Linked DNA regions of Homo sapiens: regions 2 and 3 are each linked to region 1. Evidence: read pairs that join two places in POLR2A ChIA-PET (ENCODE). Cell type or tissue: MCF 10A. All regions are shown on one strand.

Region 1 (2,500 bases):
TAGGAGGACAGACTCCAGCTTTGAAGGCTTTTGAAGAGAAAGTCAAGAGGTCAGGAGGAGGCTGGGTACTGAGGACCCATCATGCCTCCTGAACAAAGCACCACTTTTGAGGGGGAGAGACCCTTACCTCAGTAGCTGTCCACAAAGCCCAAAGGGTCATGCCTGCCTGATCTCCAGGTGTATTGATGGGCTTGATTAAATTAGACAAATGGACAGGGGACGTTTCACACCCAAGAAAAGGGCAGCAGGCTTCTAGTCAAGACCTCCCACCCAAGAGCAAAACAAGGCTACACAAAGGCAGAGAGGAAGGCTGGGAGTGATGGAGATGGAGAGAGGTAAACAAAGATAAATAGAACCAGTGTGAGAGAAGTTGAGAGCTAAAGCCCAAGGCAGAAGCACAGAGACAAAATAGCAGAAGCAAAGACACAAGGAAGCAGAGTCAGAAACTAATGATTTGAGAGTCGCAGACAGGTGAAGAAGAAGGCGGAGTATGAGAGAGAGAGAGAGAGAGAGAGAGAGAGAGAGAGAGTGGGACCTGGGCTGACAGCATGGCTGCATAGAGGAAGCATTTCCAGAAGCTCAAACTGTCACACAAACCTTGGAGCTCAGCCAGACATGTATTCCACCCTCAGGGAGGTCTCCCGAAACTAAGCTGAGGGATCAGAGCCTACAGAAGGGGACACACCCACACCACAAGGAGACCCCACCTCTGACCCTGCAGCCCAGATTAGACCAGAGTGACTCCAACTTACACTTTCCAGAGCCTTCCACAGCCCAAGGTGCCAGAGTTCCCAGGGCAAGCAGCACCAGGAAGGGGAAGAGGCCGCTGGACTTCATGGTGAAGGCAGGAGTGACTCTGATGGCCAATGCCAAACCTCACTATTTATTCTTTCACCAGTGGGTGTGGCCCCACCAGAATTCTTTCGGCCTCTCCCAGCTACTATTGCATAAGCAGGAAACGTAGCCAGAGACCAGAAATCCTGACACCAAGGAGATTGTTTATCTTTCCTATGCCAGGTAAGGCTATGAGGCCAACACAGCAACTATCAGAAAAGAAAGGGAAGAGATTGGCCTGGGAAGTTGGTTGATTAAAGAGGCCATCTCAGTGTCCATCTGAGCCCTAAACATCACAAGATCCCAGGCCATTAGCCTTATAGGTGGAGAGAGGGAAGAAGTGGTCAATTGCAAAGGTGCTACCCGGACCTGGAACTAAAACCAGACACAGACTCCCTGCTGAGACTTTGTGCAATACATTCTATTCTCACATTGCTAATTCTGATTCTCACATTACTGGACTCTCAGGCATTGTGAAACTCTGCTGATTACTCAATGCAGTTTCTTTCTCAAAAGTTCAGCTCGTTCAACCAACTGATACTTAGTTCCCTGAAATATTTACACCGTTATATCCCCAGTGCCTGTTCTGTGCCTGACACAGGAAAAGCACTCACAAATGAAAGCTGAAGAAGAGCTCCGCTCTCCACAAATCTCTCTGGAGCTCAGTTGTCTCAGCTGTGAAATGAAATGATACTAACAAGTCAGCCCTTCTCAGAGGGTTATGAAATTAAGGGCATGAAGGGACTCTGAATGAAAAGAACAAATGAATAGTATCCCTTCCCACTAAAGAGAATTGAAATGAATCTGAGATAAAGGGGGAAAGCAGCTCATCAGTCACTGTAATCTACATTTAGCTGTGAGATAATTTGAGATCTTAGAGGATTGCTTCCTAAAATTCCCCAAAATCCCTTACAGATCTCACATGACAGCAAAAAATTAAACCCATTCTATTTGCTACCCAGTCTGCATAGGTTGCTTCTAATTATAAAGAGAGCGACCATTATCTCTAAAATTCAGCCCATAGCTGAGTGTAGGGTCGCACACTTGCTGTCTCAGCTGCCCAGGAGGCTGAGGTGTATGGATTCCTTGAGAGTAGGAGTTTGAGACCAGCCCTGGCCACATATTGAGACCCCATCTCTACAAAAAAATGTAAAAAATTAGCCAGGCATGATGACGTACGTATGCCTGTAGTCCCAGCTACTTGGGAGGCTGAGCCAGGAGGATCGCTTTAGCCCAGGAGTTTGAGGCTGCAGTGAGCCATGATTGTGCCACTGCATTCCAGCTTGGGGGACAGAGCGATACCCTGTCTTAAAAAAATAAAATAAAATAAAATTCAACCAAAGCTCATCTAGCTACAAACTCCAAGCTCTTGACTCATTATCTTCATGCTTGGAATTCTCCCATTCATTCCTAAGGTGAAGGTTTGTGGAACTTTCCACAGACATGAAAGACCCACTCATTATCAAGTAGCGATGGCCCCACATGAAGTATTTAAGTATTCCACAACCAAACAGGCAACTGGCAGCAGATCCCTTTATACAAAAGTCACTCCATGGTTTGAATTTTGGTGGATCAGAAGACTTGGACATAATCAATCATCAGTCAAATTTTGGTGGAAAAAGAAAAGGAAGAAAATTAATATGCACAAGGTAACTACTATGAGCCA
Region 2 (2,500 bases), 130 kb before region 1:
CTAGGAAGCAAGCCCCATAAGGAACTTCTCATATTCATATTATAAGAAGGTAAAATTGCAGGGGACAATGTTCCTGTTTTGTAGTAGTAAACTACCTTCTCAAAAGGTGGTTATTTTGTCCCCAGGGGACTTTGGCAATGTCTGGAGACATATTTGATTGTCACAACTGGGACAGATGTGCTTCTCACATCCAGTGTCTAGAGGCTGAGGTTGCTGCTAAATATCTAACAATGCACAAGACAGCTTTTCACAACAAACAATGATCTGTCTCCAAGTGCCAATAGTATTGATGTTGAGAAACGCTGCTGTCCTGCCTCACTGACTAATAGCTGTGCATGGCCTCAGAACACCTCAATGTAGGCTGAAGCGAGTAATGATGGGAGTGTCTGCTGGGAGTATCCCATGCTTAGGAGTGCTGATCCTTGGCTCACTGGTTTCACCCAGTAAAGGCATTCCTTAGCCCATGCCATGTGACCTTGTGGAATTCATCCCATGTTCTGCTGAATCAGGTTAATAAAGTTCCCTTTTAATTCTAGTTAGCTAAGAGTTTTTCTCATGAAAGGATGTTGAATTTTTATCAAATGCCTTTTCTTCATCAATTGAAATAAATATATGGATTGTCTCTTCAATCTGTTATTTTGTGAATTACATTAACCAGATTTCACATTCATTGTCTTTTTTGGGCATCATTTATTTATGTGCTTCAAGAAAGTGGAAAGCCTTGAACCAAAATGGCGGAGTCTAAGACAGGGAATGAAAGGGAAGATATATTTCTCATAAACGTGGAATATATATTCCTGAAAATCATTAGGTTACAGAGTTTTGCTCACTACAAATAATAGGGCTTCTGGAAAAAATAGAGTTGAAGTAGAACATTCAATATTTGTGCAGTCTCATAAGTAATACATCAAACAAACAGAACCCACACCCAATAAAAACATGACCACAGTGTTAAACATCTTCAGTTCCTAATAAAGAAATTATGTAGTAAATGTAGCACTTTACTTTGACAAAAGATGGGGAGTTTGCTTGGTAAGTGGGTATGGTGAAATACTGTGGCTTTTGAGGTATGTACAAAAGGTGGAATGAAGGACATCATCATTCTTGGGACTAAATGTTGTTATACTGGAGGGTCATTGTCGTCAATCTTTTACTTCTGTACTGGCTTAAAACAGCAATCCGCTTCGTTGATTTGCCAGTTCCTCCCTTTTGTAAGGAAGCTGTATAACTCTAAATGAAACTGGATAACTGCAAAGTTCTATGCTGATGCTCTTGACATTAAAATCTTGATCTTTGGCTGGGCGTGGTGGCTCACGCCTGTACTCCCAGAACTTTGGGAGGCCAAGCCGGGCGGATCACTTGAGGTCAGGAGTTCAAGACAAGCCAGCCAACATGGTGAAACACTGTCTCCACTGAAAATACAAAAATTAGCTGGGTGTGGTAGTACATGCCTGTAATCCCAGCTACTTGGGAGGCTGAGGCATGAGAATCATTTGAATCCAGGAGGCAGAGGTTGCAGCGAGCTGAGATCACACCACTGCACTCCAGCCTGGACAACAGAGCGAGACTTTGTCTCAAAAAAACAAAAAACAAAACAAAACAAAAAAACTTGACCTTTAATCCACTACAATTGTTTATCAATATCACTTGAAGCTGATAGTAACTGATGTGTTAGGCTCACTAGCGGTCTCATCTCTGACGGAGTGCAACATTTAGCTTATTGCTGTGGTGAATAGCATATGCTCTCATTTATTCAAAAATATTTTATTATTTCAAACTTCTCAGTATTTAAGACATTTCTTTTATTTATTTATTTTTACATTTTTATTAATTTATTTTTTTAGATGGAGTCTCCCTTTGTCACCCAGGCTGGAGTGCAGTGGTGCAATCTCTGCTCACTGCAACCTCTGCTTCCTGGGTTCAAGAGATTCTCCTGCCTCAAGCTCCCAAGTAGCTGGGGCTACAAGCTGGCTAACTTTTGTATTTTTAGTAGAGATGGGGTTTCACCATCTTGGCTAGTCTGCTCTCAAACTCCTGATCTCAGGTGATCCACCCCCGTCAGCCTCCCAAAGTGCTGGGAATACAGGCATGAGCCACAATGCCTGGCCTTCAGGCATTTCTTTTAAAATCATGTTTCAGATTCTTGTTTCCAGGACATTGAACACAGTATTAAATACTTCTATCAAGAAGAGGATAGAACTCAGGATAACAGCACATCACGCACTTGGTAGGGCAATGACTATAGGTAAACTGAGATAAGAGGGAGGAGATGAAGTGTTTGTTATTTTGTGTGTCACTCAAGAGATACCATGTTCAATATTTTTGCATTCGATTTGTTTTATATGACAGGACAAGGCATAGTCACCTTATGAAAAACTGTATTAACCCAATTTTACATGTTAGTGATTTAATTCCTTATTTATCTACCATGTATGAACATATTCTGCTTGTTAAAGCACTTGCTTCAGCAGGAGAGACTCGTGGGTGTGTGTGTGTGTGT
Region 3 (2,500 bases), 97 kb before region 1:
TCCCATGGAAGGGGAAGAACGTGTTTACTTCCCCTTCCACAATGATTGTAAGTTTCCTGAGGCCTCCCCAGTCATGCAAAATGGTGAGTCAATTAAATCGCTTTCTTTATAAATTCCCCAGTCATTGGCAGTCCTTTATAGCAGTGTGAGAACAGACTAATACAGAATCAATTCAGAAACGTATGAGAAAATGTTAACAGAGAGATTGAATATAATTTTTGAAGATCAAACAGAATATTAGACCTGAAAAATGCAATGAATAAAATGAAAAAGATACAATTAAGAATGTCAAAGGCAGAATTGATCAAATAAAACAAATAAGAAAGAAAGGAAGAAAAAAGGCAAACAACAATAACAACAATAAAAATGCAGCTTCTTTTTCTTTTTTCCTTGGAAGGGGTTTATGACACACTCTTCCAGTGGCTACCTAGTGGCCTGGCTTCTAACTAACTTGCATTGGGGAGTTAAAGAAGCAGACAAGTGTTAACCTGAGAAGTAGATAGCCACTTTTCAAGCTTTCTTCTCCAGCTCACTGCAGTGATAATTAAGTCTATTAATTCCACCTGGAAGGAATTTGTTCACACATTTCACACATCAAGTGCCCCAACTTTTACAATTTCCACCTGAGGGAACTAATCCTCCTAGTTCTGGGAGTAGAGGAGACTGGAATGCATGTCTCTTCCAACCACAGTTAAAAAAAGTGACAGTTTTATATGGGCATGTGAGCACATCTGGGGTTACATCGCCCAGGAAGAGTAAGGAGAAGAGGTATAGAAAAACCCTGTCCCATTTTTCCCCAGAAAGTGTTTATGCCATGTATCAGTTGCCCCAAGTCAGACAGCTACCTCCTGAAGGACTCCTTAAACTTCTTAGCTCTGTGAACAGGGGGACAAGCATATTCTAGTCTTTCTAGATCATGGAACAAAAAAGTTGGTTTTAAATGGGAGTGCAACAAATTCCAGGGGCTACTCCCCCTTGAAGAAGTACAGAAAAGGAGCAAGAATGTGCAGCTCTTATTTTCTCTCCAGAAAGGGCTTACAGCACACTCTTCCTGTGGCTAAGTGATGGCCTAGCTATTAATGAACTTGCATTTGGGAGTTAATGGGGTAAACAAACAAGAGCCCTCTGACAGCCAGAGCAAGGGTTTGGCACTTCTTGAGACTTCCATCCAGCTTGCCCAATGATAAATCTAGGCTTACTCATTCTTCCTGGAAGGAGTTTGGCTATGGACCAAGTACTGCAAGTTTTATAGCTCTCACCAAATGGACTATCTCTTTAACAACTTAGCTGTGAGAGTCAATGGGGCTTTGTATTCCTGAGCTGCCCTAAACTACAGAAAACAAAGAAGTGGTTTTACAACAATTTCGTTCCAGAAGCTATCTGTCTATAGCAGAGGGTGTTATGATCAGAGGGTGCAGCATCAGTGTGAGCACAGCATTTCCCACGATCAGAGGGTGCAGCCTGAACAGGAGCACAGCATTTGCCACAGATTATCTCCCTGGCTTACTGCAAAGAGTTTTGGACCATAATGCCCATGCTCAGCTTCAGCGAAGATAGATGAAACTGGAACACACATTCATCATCCCAATCCTTTCAGTTACATTTAGAGAGTCAGGCTTCTACCTTAGCAGTCTCTGGGTACAGATAGGAGGAGGCACATCCTAAGCTCTATGGAGACATCAAAAACAGAGCCAGCAGTCTGAAAAAACACAAATATTTGAGAAGCATCTTAAAATCTCTGACCAGGTGGATTGGTGGAATTTTTTTTTCCTACAAAATCACAGTTTGACAGGACTGGAAGTTGTAGTTGTCTTATCTAATATGCAGAAATCAACACAAAGAGTCAAGAAAGACAAAGAAACATGGGAATATATAAGAACAAAACAAAACAAATAAATAAACCAAACAAAATCAGGAAGCCAGCCCAAATGAAATGGGGATATGTTATTTACCCAAAAGAGAATTAAAAATAATGATTATAAAGATGCTCAGCGAGGTCAGAAGGGGAATGCAAGAAGAAACTCAGAATTTCAACAAAGAGATAGTATAAAAAAGTAGCAAACAGAAATCATGGATCTGAAGAATACTATAACTGAACTGAAATATTCAATAGAGAGGTTCAATAGCAGACTAAATCAAGGAGAAAGAAAAACTGGTGAATTAGAATACAGGCCACTGGAAATCATCCAATCTAAGGAGAAAAAAAAACAAAAAACAAGAAAACAAAAGCAAGAGTGAAAAAGGGTGAAGGTAGCCTAAGTGACTTCCAGGACACTACCAAGAGGGAAAAGCCTATGCATTATTGGCATGTCAGAAGTAGAGGAAGGAGAAAAGGGAACAGAAAACATATCTGAAGAAATGATGGCAAAACTTCATAAGCCAAAGGAAAAAAAAAATCCTGATCCTAGTAGTAAGCCTAAATGACACCAACTAAGATGAATCCAAGGAGACTCAAACCAGGAAGCATTATAATCATATTGTTAAAAGTTTAAGATAGAAA

The links. ChIA-PET counts read pairs that join two places held together with the same protein. Peaks named below come from ENCODE experiments on the same cell type or tissue, not always from the same donor. Only the 100,000 strongest peaks of a DNase experiment are listed, where the experiment ranks them.
Region 2: POLR2A ChIA-PET joins it to region 1 with 10 read pairs; 3 of 35 experiments call an interaction of 5 or more read pairs at or near these places.
Region 3: POLR2A ChIA-PET joins it to region 1 with 20 read pairs; 2 of 35 experiments call an interaction of 5 or more read pairs at or near these places.

What each region holds. Positions count from the first base shown.
Region 1 is chr20:45,253,707-45,256,206 of GRCh38, forward strand. SLPI (secretory leukocyte peptidase inhibitor) reads right to left here and starts at 858. Exons shown (of 4, transcript NM_003064.4): 1 at 753-858; 2 at 1-27. The coding sequence starts at 837. All of the region lies in intron 2 of LOC105372630 (a long non-coding RNA gene), which reads left to right. In MCF 10A, no CTCF peak of the experiment used is centred here; DNase peaks (open chromatin) are centred at 925 and 1,295.
Region 2 is chr20:45,127,871-45,130,370 of GRCh38, forward strand. No RefSeq gene overlaps it. Among named protein-coding and RNA genes, the nearest start is that of WFDC12, 4.7 kb to the left of the region's middle. In MCF 10A, no CTCF peak of the experiment used is centred here; no DNase peak of the experiment used is centred here.
Region 3 is chr20:45,156,952-45,159,451 of GRCh38, forward strand. No RefSeq gene overlaps it. Among named protein-coding and RNA genes, the nearest start is that of PI3, 17 kb to the right of the region's middle. In MCF 10A, no CTCF peak of the experiment used is centred here; a DNase peak (open chromatin) is centred at 1,220.